Regions from separate parts of the Homo sapiens genome. Here region 1 is linked to region 2. The links are chromatin loops, found by intact Hi-C in ENCODE. Cell type or tissue: B cell. All regions are shown on one strand.

Region 1 (5,000 bases), 730 kb before region 2:
AACCTCTACCCCTTTCATATGCAAAGTTGATTGGGTTGGGTAGGATTACTCCTGACACCTTTTGGTCCTTCAAATAACTTTCTCATTTTCTGGGAAAGAAGTCATTAAATGCAGCATTCCAAATGCCATCCCTGTCAAAATAGCTGACAACTAGGGATTATTAACTAGCTCTAATGCAGCATTTACTTTAGAAAACAAATGCTTTGACATGACAGTACAGTTGGGGTTCCCCCCTCCCACTTTAAAGTGTCTGTTCGTAGGATTCTGTGGAAGTCCAGAAGCCAGATACATTTTGGTGAATACGTCTTGGTCTTTTGTGTTGTTGGTTAAATCTACAACAGTACTCTGGAAGCTGATATCTATGTGTGCATGTGTGGGCGAGGATATGTTTTCTTTTCAGAATGTGGAAAGGGTTCGATGTGCTCAAGTGTTAATATCCACAGACACTTGTGCACATGCACAGCTGCAGGGCTGATGTCCCATGGCACTAGTCCATGGTCCACAAAAATGTAATAACCGATGAATGGAACTTAGCTTTCTTCCAGAAGTTACTTTCCCAACCTCATGTCAACTTTGGAGATTTTGCTCTTGGTTGGCACTCTGCTTATTTGAAGTCCTAGTTGAATTTGTCCTCTGCTATGACATTTTAGTCTCAAAAAGTCAAAAGGCAAGACCTGGGAAATTGAAGAGTGATTAAATAAATGGATGAAAGTGAAGGAAAATAAGTTTTAGAATGGGAGCAAATTCAGGGGCAGGTGCAGTGGCTCACGCCTGTAATTCCAGCACTTTGGGAGGCCGAGGTGGGCAGATCACTTGAGGTCAGGAGTTCGAGACCAGCCTGGCCAACATGGTGAAACCCTGTGTGTATTAAAAATACAAAAATTAGCCAGGTGTGGTGGTGCATGTCTGTAATCCCAACTACTTGGGAGGCTGAGGCAGGAGAATCACGTGAACCCAAAAGGTGGAAGTTGCAGTGAGCAGAGATCATGCCACTGCACTCCGGCCTGGGTGACAGAGCTAGACTCCGCCTCAGAAAAAAAAAAAAAGAGAGAGCAAATTCAAAAAGGAAGTTATATATGAGGCAACTATGCATAAAGCAGGGGTTTGATAGATAGAACTACCTGGTTTTATATCTTACATCCATAAAGCCACTCACTGGTTATAAGACCTTCAATAGGTAACAGAAACTGTTTAGCCAAAAATTTTATCATCAGTGAAACGGGTATAATATTACCTACTTCAAAAGTGTGCTGTAAGAACAACATTAGATAATACAGCATTCTGAGCACTCTGGCAAACACATAAGAAGCTCTCAACAAAAGCTATTTTAGGAATCCAATTTATCTGGAGAAGTGTTTTCAACCTGAAGGATAATGTTCATTTGCAGCACAGAATGAAGAATGAAGATTTGTCCAGCAGGTGAGCTGGGTGCTAGTGCTAAAGATCTCTAGTGTTTCTTGAGTAAAAAACTCATGGCAAAGACATATTTATTATTCTGAATGAAGGGTACTGCCACTCTGAGCCAGTACTAACAGCATGTAAACATTTATTCCTAATGCACATGCAATTTAAGTTGGAGGTAAATTTACCCACAAGTTAGCAAGAATACTATTTTCCGGAAAGACTCTCAAGCTATCTGTTTCAAACATGTTAATGGAAAACAAAAGAAATCAAGAAGGAATTTTTCCATTTAACCAGTCATGCTTTTTTCTGTTCTTTTCCTTTTCAGTTGGCAAAAGAGGGATAATGATCTCCTTTCCTGGAAACTCAGGTTGAATTAAGGGATTTACAATGCACAGAAGATGTCATAAATCCTAATGAAAACAGCTGCACATATTCATAAATAATGCATAGCACTCTGAGATCAGTAGCTGTGATTCATTTTTCCCCTAAGTATTATTTTTAAAGGCATACTATTTAAAAGTTAGAGAACCTAAAATTGCAAGATTAAAGTAACGAAAAAAATTCAAAACAAAAATCATCAGCAGATTTTGTCATAGATTTCTACAGGCGTTTTGCTTATTATCCCAAACAACGCATACATCTTCTGTGTCATAAAACAGTTTTGTTTGATTCAATTTTTGAAAGCCAAGTATAGATTCCAAAGTGCGCTACAGACGCTAGGTGGCGCCATGTATCCACCTAGTGTTATGCTGTGTTTCCACAGGCTGAGTTGGCCCGCCCCATCTGAAGCCAGACATTCGTTTTAATAGTTAAATCGATACATTTTATAATGTGAATGGTTGCAGGCATTAAAAAAAATAGGCATTTAAAACTGGTATGTGGAATCTTTAAGTAAATGCTGAGGTTGGCAAAAAAAAAAAAAAAAAATGTATCCTGTGTCTCTAATACCTGCTGTCCCGACCCTAGCAGATAATAGCTTCCTATATAGACTTAATGTTTTCATTGTATTTTCTCCTACCTTAATTCAAAGAGGTGAGTAAGTAGTATTGGGGGCAGGAGAGCTGACAGTTCTGAAATGCTACCTGTAGCCAATTTCTACGTACTTTGCCTCCAACCCACATATGAGACCTACAAGGTAAGAAGAAATGCCAGACCTAAACTCCCTATTACATGGTAAATAACTTAGTAACTAATTTTGTAATTGTGAAAGAAGGAGTAATGAATATAATGGGCTCTAGGGGGGTACCAAGGACAAGGTGGGGGAAATCAATTTGCCCCAGGTGCAGGCAATAAGGAGATGCACTGTCTACAGAGAACTTAAAACCAGTGATAGAACCAACTAGAAATCTGTCTGCTTTTTCTTATCACCATGCACTAGCAGTTGTATACCAGCTTGGGGATAGTGGGGTGGACCAATCATTCCTTCAGTGACTACTGCCTTTGGAATAACACTGACTGAACTACTTTTCTCTTTAGAATTTTCCAGCAAGCAGAAAAATTGAATTTTTTGGAAAGAGGAAAAACTGTTAGGAAAAGGAGAAAGAATTAATATTTTTTTCCCACAAGTAATGTCTGTCCAGGACTTTACACACCTATGTTATCTCATTAATCCTCAACAACAACCCCAGACTCAGAAAGGTTCAGCAACATATTCCAGGTCTTACAGCCACTAACCAGTAGAGCCAGGATTCTAATAAATCTTTACTTCCTGTAAGTCTCATATCTATCTCAGGTTTTTGTCTATCTCAGGTTTTTGACTGGTTAATATCAGGTTCTGAGTGGTAAATCTCAGGTTTTTGAGTGGTTAATGTCATAGCCTTTGACATTTAATAAATACAAAACTTTGGATAAGCTATGTAACCTTACTCACTTTGGTATCCTTGGTTGTGATGTGGGATAATAATAGTACCCATCAGTGAGGACTGTAGGGAACACACCTACAATGATGCAGGCATGCTCCGAGCCCAGTCCTGGCACATGGTAAGCACATGAGAGGTGACAAAAATGGCACATCATGTTCATTATGCAAACTTCACCTAAGAACCCTGAATAACTTTTTGTCCCTTCCAGATGGTAAAGAAAGCTGGAGTACGTACTTCTGCTACTTCACACCTGTAGCTCTGGTGGTGAAGTTGATAACTCTGACCTCGGATGCTGAAGAGAGGGACACACACAGGTACCAGCGACAGCAGAGTTAGATAACAGGCATCCTCAGAGTCCACTGGGCCCAATCCCCACCCTTATTTGTCAATTGGTTCAAGACTTCTTTGAGAACATCTTCTTGCTTATTATACCCTCCTTGCTCTGACAGAATAAATGACAAGGTTGTTGGCGGCAGGCATGAGCTTGTTTTGTTTTATTCCACTCTATAATGGAGTTACTGAGAGACTGATCATGGAACTTCTGGACTTGAAAAAGTGACCCACAAATATTCTGCTGCCTAAAGTATGTAAAAGTTAATAAGCACGCAATGGCTAAATAATATGTAAATTACTTAGCCCATACTTCAGCTAAGTTGTAAAGAGTTATGACCCTCTGAATTCTTTGTATTAAAGTAGAAAGGAAATAATTCCAACATTTCATTTTACATATTCCTTGATTCAGCTACTATTTAAAAGTAATAATAAATTTTATTTTCCACCTTAGATATGACATTAATTAAAGCTCATAGAGAGTGCCATAAAGAACTAAAGCCTAACATTTTTATAAAACAATTTGACAGGACCATATAAAGCACACATAAGATAATGCTTTTTATATATTTTTTGCACTTGCATTGTTTTAATGCAACTAGGCTATAGTACTTGGTAATAGATCCACTTAGCCACTGACATTCTTATTTGTAACATGAATTTATTCCACATTTCACAGGGCTAGATCCAAATTCTTTGGTAAATATCATTTTTATAACAAATAAGCATAATTTCTTTGTAGCATAATTTCTTTTTAACATAATCTTTGTTAACATAGCACTTTATTTTACAATTTGAAGTTAGTACAGAGAAACACTTCTCAAACATAATGCTGATGTTGTACTGTGAACTTAGGGGGGTGTTCCAAGACCTCCTCTTAGGGTTTTTCATGTTTGGAAATATATGTAAGGTTGACATGTATGCAGAAGGAAGTAAATAATAAGAGCCAATTTTAATATGTGTTGCACAGCCTGAAAGAAGCTGTGTGGTGGTGAGAAGCTGTGTGTTAATGAGTTCAGATTTTGTTGGTTCTGTTCTGTGTGTTGTTTCTGCTTTTCTTCCATTTCCATCATGTGGTGTAATCATGAGCATACAATAAAATCAGCTGTGTAAAGGTACAAATGGCATGGAAAACATGTTCTCAGTTCAGGTCTGATAGGAGAATCTGGAATATCACAGAATCTCAAAAAAGAAAAAAAGAAAACACTTTTGTTCAACACTTGAGCAGCACATTATAGAGAAGGGGCCGTTGGTCACACAGAGTGAGGGTGGCACATGCTCTCCAACTACATATTCTGTGGCTATCTCATTCCCAGCACTGCTTTCTCCTGTGGACTGTAAAACCTTAGTCTCAAAGTAGGAAACACTTGACAATGTATCCAACTGATCAGGTAAAATGTCCCT
Region 2 (5,000 bases):
AATGCTGGATTTGGGGACTAATGGGTGATAAAATTTAAAAGATAGTGAGAACCCGATTATAGAAGTCCTCTCAAAACATCCATATGTCATTTGCCTTTAAACCTATAAATTACAATATACACTAAAACCACACTCTCATATCTCTACTCATTTTGGTGTGAGGAGGGAGAAGATAAAAGTGTTATTAGCCACATCATGGACTATTGCTGTAAATACCAAAGGGCATCATATACTTAAGCTGAAGAACTCTTAGAGACATAAACAATGAACCAAATCTAAGGCAGACGTAAGAGCTTCCTGAAAGGGTTTTACTGTACATTTTGTTTCGTTTGCTACATTTGATACCTACACACTCAATAGGGAGGAAAAACAGGTTTCAGAATAAGCCAACTGTTTCAGACTTGAAGGCCTGTGGGGGCAGTTGGTAATATAAAAGTAATATGCTGCAGGGTAAGATAAAGACTACTGAGGCCTACAGCTGAATTGGAGAGAAATACCATGACTTAAAGACATTCAAAGCCAATTAAAAAGAAAATAAATGTGGGTGGCAAACCAAACATCTGGAACGTGCATTTGCCTTTTGAGCTGTCAATCTAAATCTTTGGAATTAACCTTTGCCTGGGAAATAAGGAATTAGAACTTAAAATAAGTCTAAATAGAATAATATCAAAAGGCAATGATTCCAGAAAGTCTTTTTTTCCACTCCCCAAGTCATGCCATAGCATCTCTGAATTTTCTTCCTCAAAATACTCAATGTCTCACAGCTCTTTCATTAAATATGTTCGTCAACTGAATTTCTTTTCTCCAAACATTGTGTGGGGTATTTCTTTTTTACTAAACTAGCCATCTTTCTGGAAGGACCTTCTAGACAGAATATTCACCTGGCATTACCCTTAGTTTCCTTAAGCATTTGTGAAGTGAGCTGGGTTTTTTTTTCTAATGTAGAAAGTATATGATGACCCTTGCCTTTGGCCCACTATGTTCACATTTGTTTTATTTTTTATATTTGGAAAATTATCAAAATATATATTGACTGCTACTTTGAAAAGCCCATTAGCATTTATTAAAATGTCAATGAAAGTTCCTAGGGCCTTATCAGAAGAGATCTTCCAAAGAAAGCCTTAGGAGTCAAAGCTAACTCTGTGTACTTTGCAGAATGAGGAAGGGTGGCATGTGTGAGTGTGGGGAAGGAAGAGTTTGGTGGGGAAGTATCTGTTGATGTCACTTACGTGAAAAAGAAAAATAATAATTTTTTTCACTTATGGGATCACTTTAGCGTTCAAATTTTGTAGGAACCACTCAAGCTTCTAGGAGCCCCAAAATAACCCAGAGGACCACCGCTTTTCACTTAGGTTGCATAAATGCTTCATCAAAAGGGTTAGAGGATGCAGATTGTGTTTTTGGTTTTCTGTTTTGGATTTTGTTGTGTTTTGCGGCGAGGGAGGGTCCACTTTTCTCACCTTATGAGTTCTGTACAATTGGAACAAACACATCAACCCTATAATGAAACTGTCACATTTCTCCCTCTATTTTATTTTTATTTTTGGCACTATGAGGGGCTTCTTTGAGGGGAGCACATTCCCTCTTGGCTTCAGGAATCTAATGCAATGTGATTATCGGGCTATTTTTTCACTTATCCATTTTCATCACACTGCATCCATAATAGTCCTGTCGTTCAGTTCTATTAGAAAATGACCTAGCTTGTCTCTGTAGAGACAAAGAGGCTCAGAGCCAAGCAATTAATCCTGACACAGGATCCATGTGTTCGTGACAACCAAGAGTGCCTGTGATACTTTCATTGCTAACAAGGTGCCAACATTTTTAAATAGACCCAACAGAACTCATGAGGAAGTATCTAATTCAGAAGAAATGATGATAATCATCATAATACCGTAGCAAGTAAGCAGAAGGTCTTTCTTCATGTTGACAAAGATAAAATTTACATAAACATCTATTCTGTGGATGTGATAGGGCTGGGTATCATGAGCCTTGGGGACTCAATAAGAACAGCTTGAATTTCTGAGGGAGATATCAGGTATTTTAGGATTTTCTCATATTATTTCAAATCTGGAAATAATAGGTGTGTGGCTTTGCCCTAAATTCCTGGAGTCTCTGTGACTGCATTGGAAGGATTGTGCAGTGTTAAAGCCTCAATGATAACTAAGAGATGAAATCCAACCAGGCATAGAAAAGGGAGATGGTGTATGTCAGTGATTAATACCATATTTTCTTTTTCTACAGCAAGAAAAGCCTAGGCTTCTCGAGCCTTTGGATTATGAGACTGTCATTGAAGAACTTGAAAAGACCTACCGGAATGATCCTCTTCAAGATCTCTTGTTCTTCCCCAGTGATGACTTTTCAGTAAGTCTTCTCTTCTCAAGCCATTTAGATTCAGGAGGGCCCTACACATTGGGTCATTGTCTTTCCCTGTAGATTCAGAGAGTCCAGGCCTCCCTGTGGCCACCCTACATCTCAGTCTCTGCAGCAGGAGTTCACATCCTATAATAGAAAGTACCCCAGGGCCCCCTCAAGTTGAAAGATTGGAGGCTGAGTGAGTCAGTGGCCACTGGGGACTGGGAGGAGGCCCAGGACACTGCCCGGTTCCAGCTGGCACTCGTGTGCCTGCCAATGTCTGGGTTTCTAACCACTGCCTTACCTGGACTCACAGAGCACTTCCTCCCTCAGCCATTTCTAACTGAAAGCTTCCAAGCAACTGAAACCAACCAATGGCAAAGACAGGACTCCATTAGCACAAAAGATGCAGTTCTTAAAAATCACCCTTAATCTTGGTTTGTCTTTCATAAGGAGATACTGACACCTGGGGGCAAAGAAAGGTAGGCTAGAACATCTTCATGGAGAGATTGGCGGTCTCAGATAGTCCCCTTTAGGACAATGCACACTACCACACAGACAGCCTCTGAGGATAGTAGAGATAATGAATGAAAAGGAAATTCGCTTTGGAGACAAACACAAAGTTGTGGATGGTGAGCACCCACATGTTCCAAACATAAAATACTGTTACCTTGTGGTCTTAAATGTTTTTAAATTGTGATCTAATATCTAACTGTCAAACAGAGATCTCAATGGGCAGCTATTAAACTTTCCTGTCTCTTCCTAAAAGAAAGGTGGTCTCAGACATCACAAACTTCAACATCTTAAGGCAAATAAAAAGGCAGCTGAAGGGTATCCCTGTGAAACAGCCATTGTCCATGCAAACCTCTATCAGGGAGCATGGGTCTCAGTGCCCACACATTCCTCAAGCAGCCTCAAACTTCCATTTTCTCTCTTACTTTGAGGGCAGGTCTGGCTTCTGGCTTTTAAAGAGTTTTTTTTTTTTTCACCTTCCTCCATGGATTCATGAAAAAGAAGGTATATGGAAGTTAATGATTTTCTGTTTCAAGTGTGAAGAATCATGGAAAAAAGGAGACAGATTTGTAAACAGAAAGAAAGAAACTCTTCCAATGTTTTTCAAAATTTTAAACGGCTTCCACTTGAGTGCTGGCACATTTTGAGAGAGACTTATCTCGTGCAGAGATCTCATTTCCGTGGTTGGACTAGGCCACTGGAAGTTGAACTGCAAGCATAAAGTTAAACCGCATTTTTTTAAATTCCACATCCTCATTTTCATTTTTCAGACTGAAGATTAACCTGATGAACAGTCTTTTTCTTTCTTTCTTTCTTCTTTCTTTCTTTTTTTTTTTTTTTTTTTACCGAGTGTCACTCTGTCACCCAGGCTGAAGTGCAGTGCCATATTCTTGGCTCACTGCAACCTCCTCCACCTCCTGGGTTCAGGTGATTCTCCTGCCTCAGCCTCCCAAGTAGCTGGGATTACAGGTGCATGCCACCACACCCGGCTAATTTTTGTAATTTTAGTAGAGATGGGGTTTTGCCATGTTGGCCATGCTGGTCTTGAACTCATGACCTCAAGTGATCCACCCATCTCGGCCTCACAGAGTGCTGGGATTACAGGGGTGAGCCACCACGTCCAGCCTTGAACAGCCTCTTTATGTCAAACACCACCAAAAATCATGAATCCAGGAGCATCTTTTCTCCTAGTTATGTCCTTCAAAAATATGTCAAATGCTACTTCAAGGCCTCCCAGCTCAAAAAGAGAGTGGAGGATGCAGGTAGATGGGCTGTAAAGTTTTGGCATCTTCCCATGCTCATTTAAATTGAGGAGTGTCTCTGATTACTCCTTGATCTTTATCATTCTTGGCAGCGTAACAGACAATACAAGAATAACTCTTTGTTTTTCCAGTGTGAACATTCCAATAAATACACTGAACTATTTTATTCCATGGCTGCTTAAAACCCTTCTGTGGCTCCCCCACTGCCTTCAAAATGAAGTGCAATCACCTCGGCATGACCCAATGCCTGCTTCGAGATGTGGTCCTTGCCCATTTCTCAAAGCCATAGCCTACCCTCTCCCACCCCATCCCGGCCCATCATACACCGTCACCCTCATTCCCAACTGGGGTAAAAGATCAGCACAGTTCCAAACATACTATTCTATAACACACCCCAAACCATTTCCTTCCTTTATTCATTCAGCAAATACATGATGTATAATACTGAATACTGGGCATTATTTGATGAATGGAGACAGGAGTGATTAGACAGAAATCACCTGGGGTTCTAAGGGAGCTTACCTTTTGGTGGGTTTACTTATTAAAGATTTACTTATTCCAAACAAAAAGGTAAACCAATTAATTTACCAGATAATTCAGATAAAGACCAATTCTATGAGGAAAATAAAACTAGGCAGAATCTGATGATAGAATCTGAGTAGGGTAAGAGCTGTGTTGGTCTAGGTGACCAGGGACAAGCCTCTCTAAGAAGGCGACATTTAAGCTGAGTTCTGAGTTCTCAAGAAGGATCAGCCATGCTGGGGAAAGCATGTTTCAGGCTAAAGGGGTAGCTGGTGCAAAGGCCCTGAAGAGCTCCAAGATTGGAGATTGGTATGGCTGGACAGGATAAGGCGTTTGCATCTTATTCTAACT

Evidence for each region. A loop is a pair of places that touch in the nucleus more often than their neighbours do. Peaks named below come from ENCODE experiments on the same cell type or tissue, not always from the same donor. Only the 100,000 strongest peaks of a DNase experiment are listed, where the experiment ranks them.
Region 1: a loop joins it to region 2, with 32 times the contacts of the local background. A loop is called at or near these places in 8 of 110 quality-filtered maps.

What each region holds. Positions count from the first base shown.
Region 1 is chr2:225,657,773-225,662,772 of GRCh38, reverse strand. The region is part of intron 7 of NYAP2 (neuronal tyrosine-phosphorylated phosphoinositide-3-kinase adaptor 2); the gene reads right to left. Among named protein-coding and RNA genes, the nearest start is that of NYAP2, 260 kb to the right of the region's middle. In B cell, CTCF peaks have their summits at 1,931 and 2,130 (motif pointing right); a DNase peak (open chromatin) is centred at 2,132.
Region 2 is chr2:224,928,910-224,933,909 of GRCh38, reverse strand. It overlaps DOCK10 (dedicator of cytokinesis 10), which reads left to right. Exons shown (of 56, transcript NM_014689.3): 2 at 2,242-2,361. Among named protein-coding and RNA genes, the nearest start is that of MIR4439, 79 kb to the left of the region's middle. In B cell, CTCF peaks have their summits at 2,620 and 2,829 (motif pointing left); DNase peaks (open chromatin) are centred at 2,799 and 3,552; H3K27ac peaks cover 3,298 bases.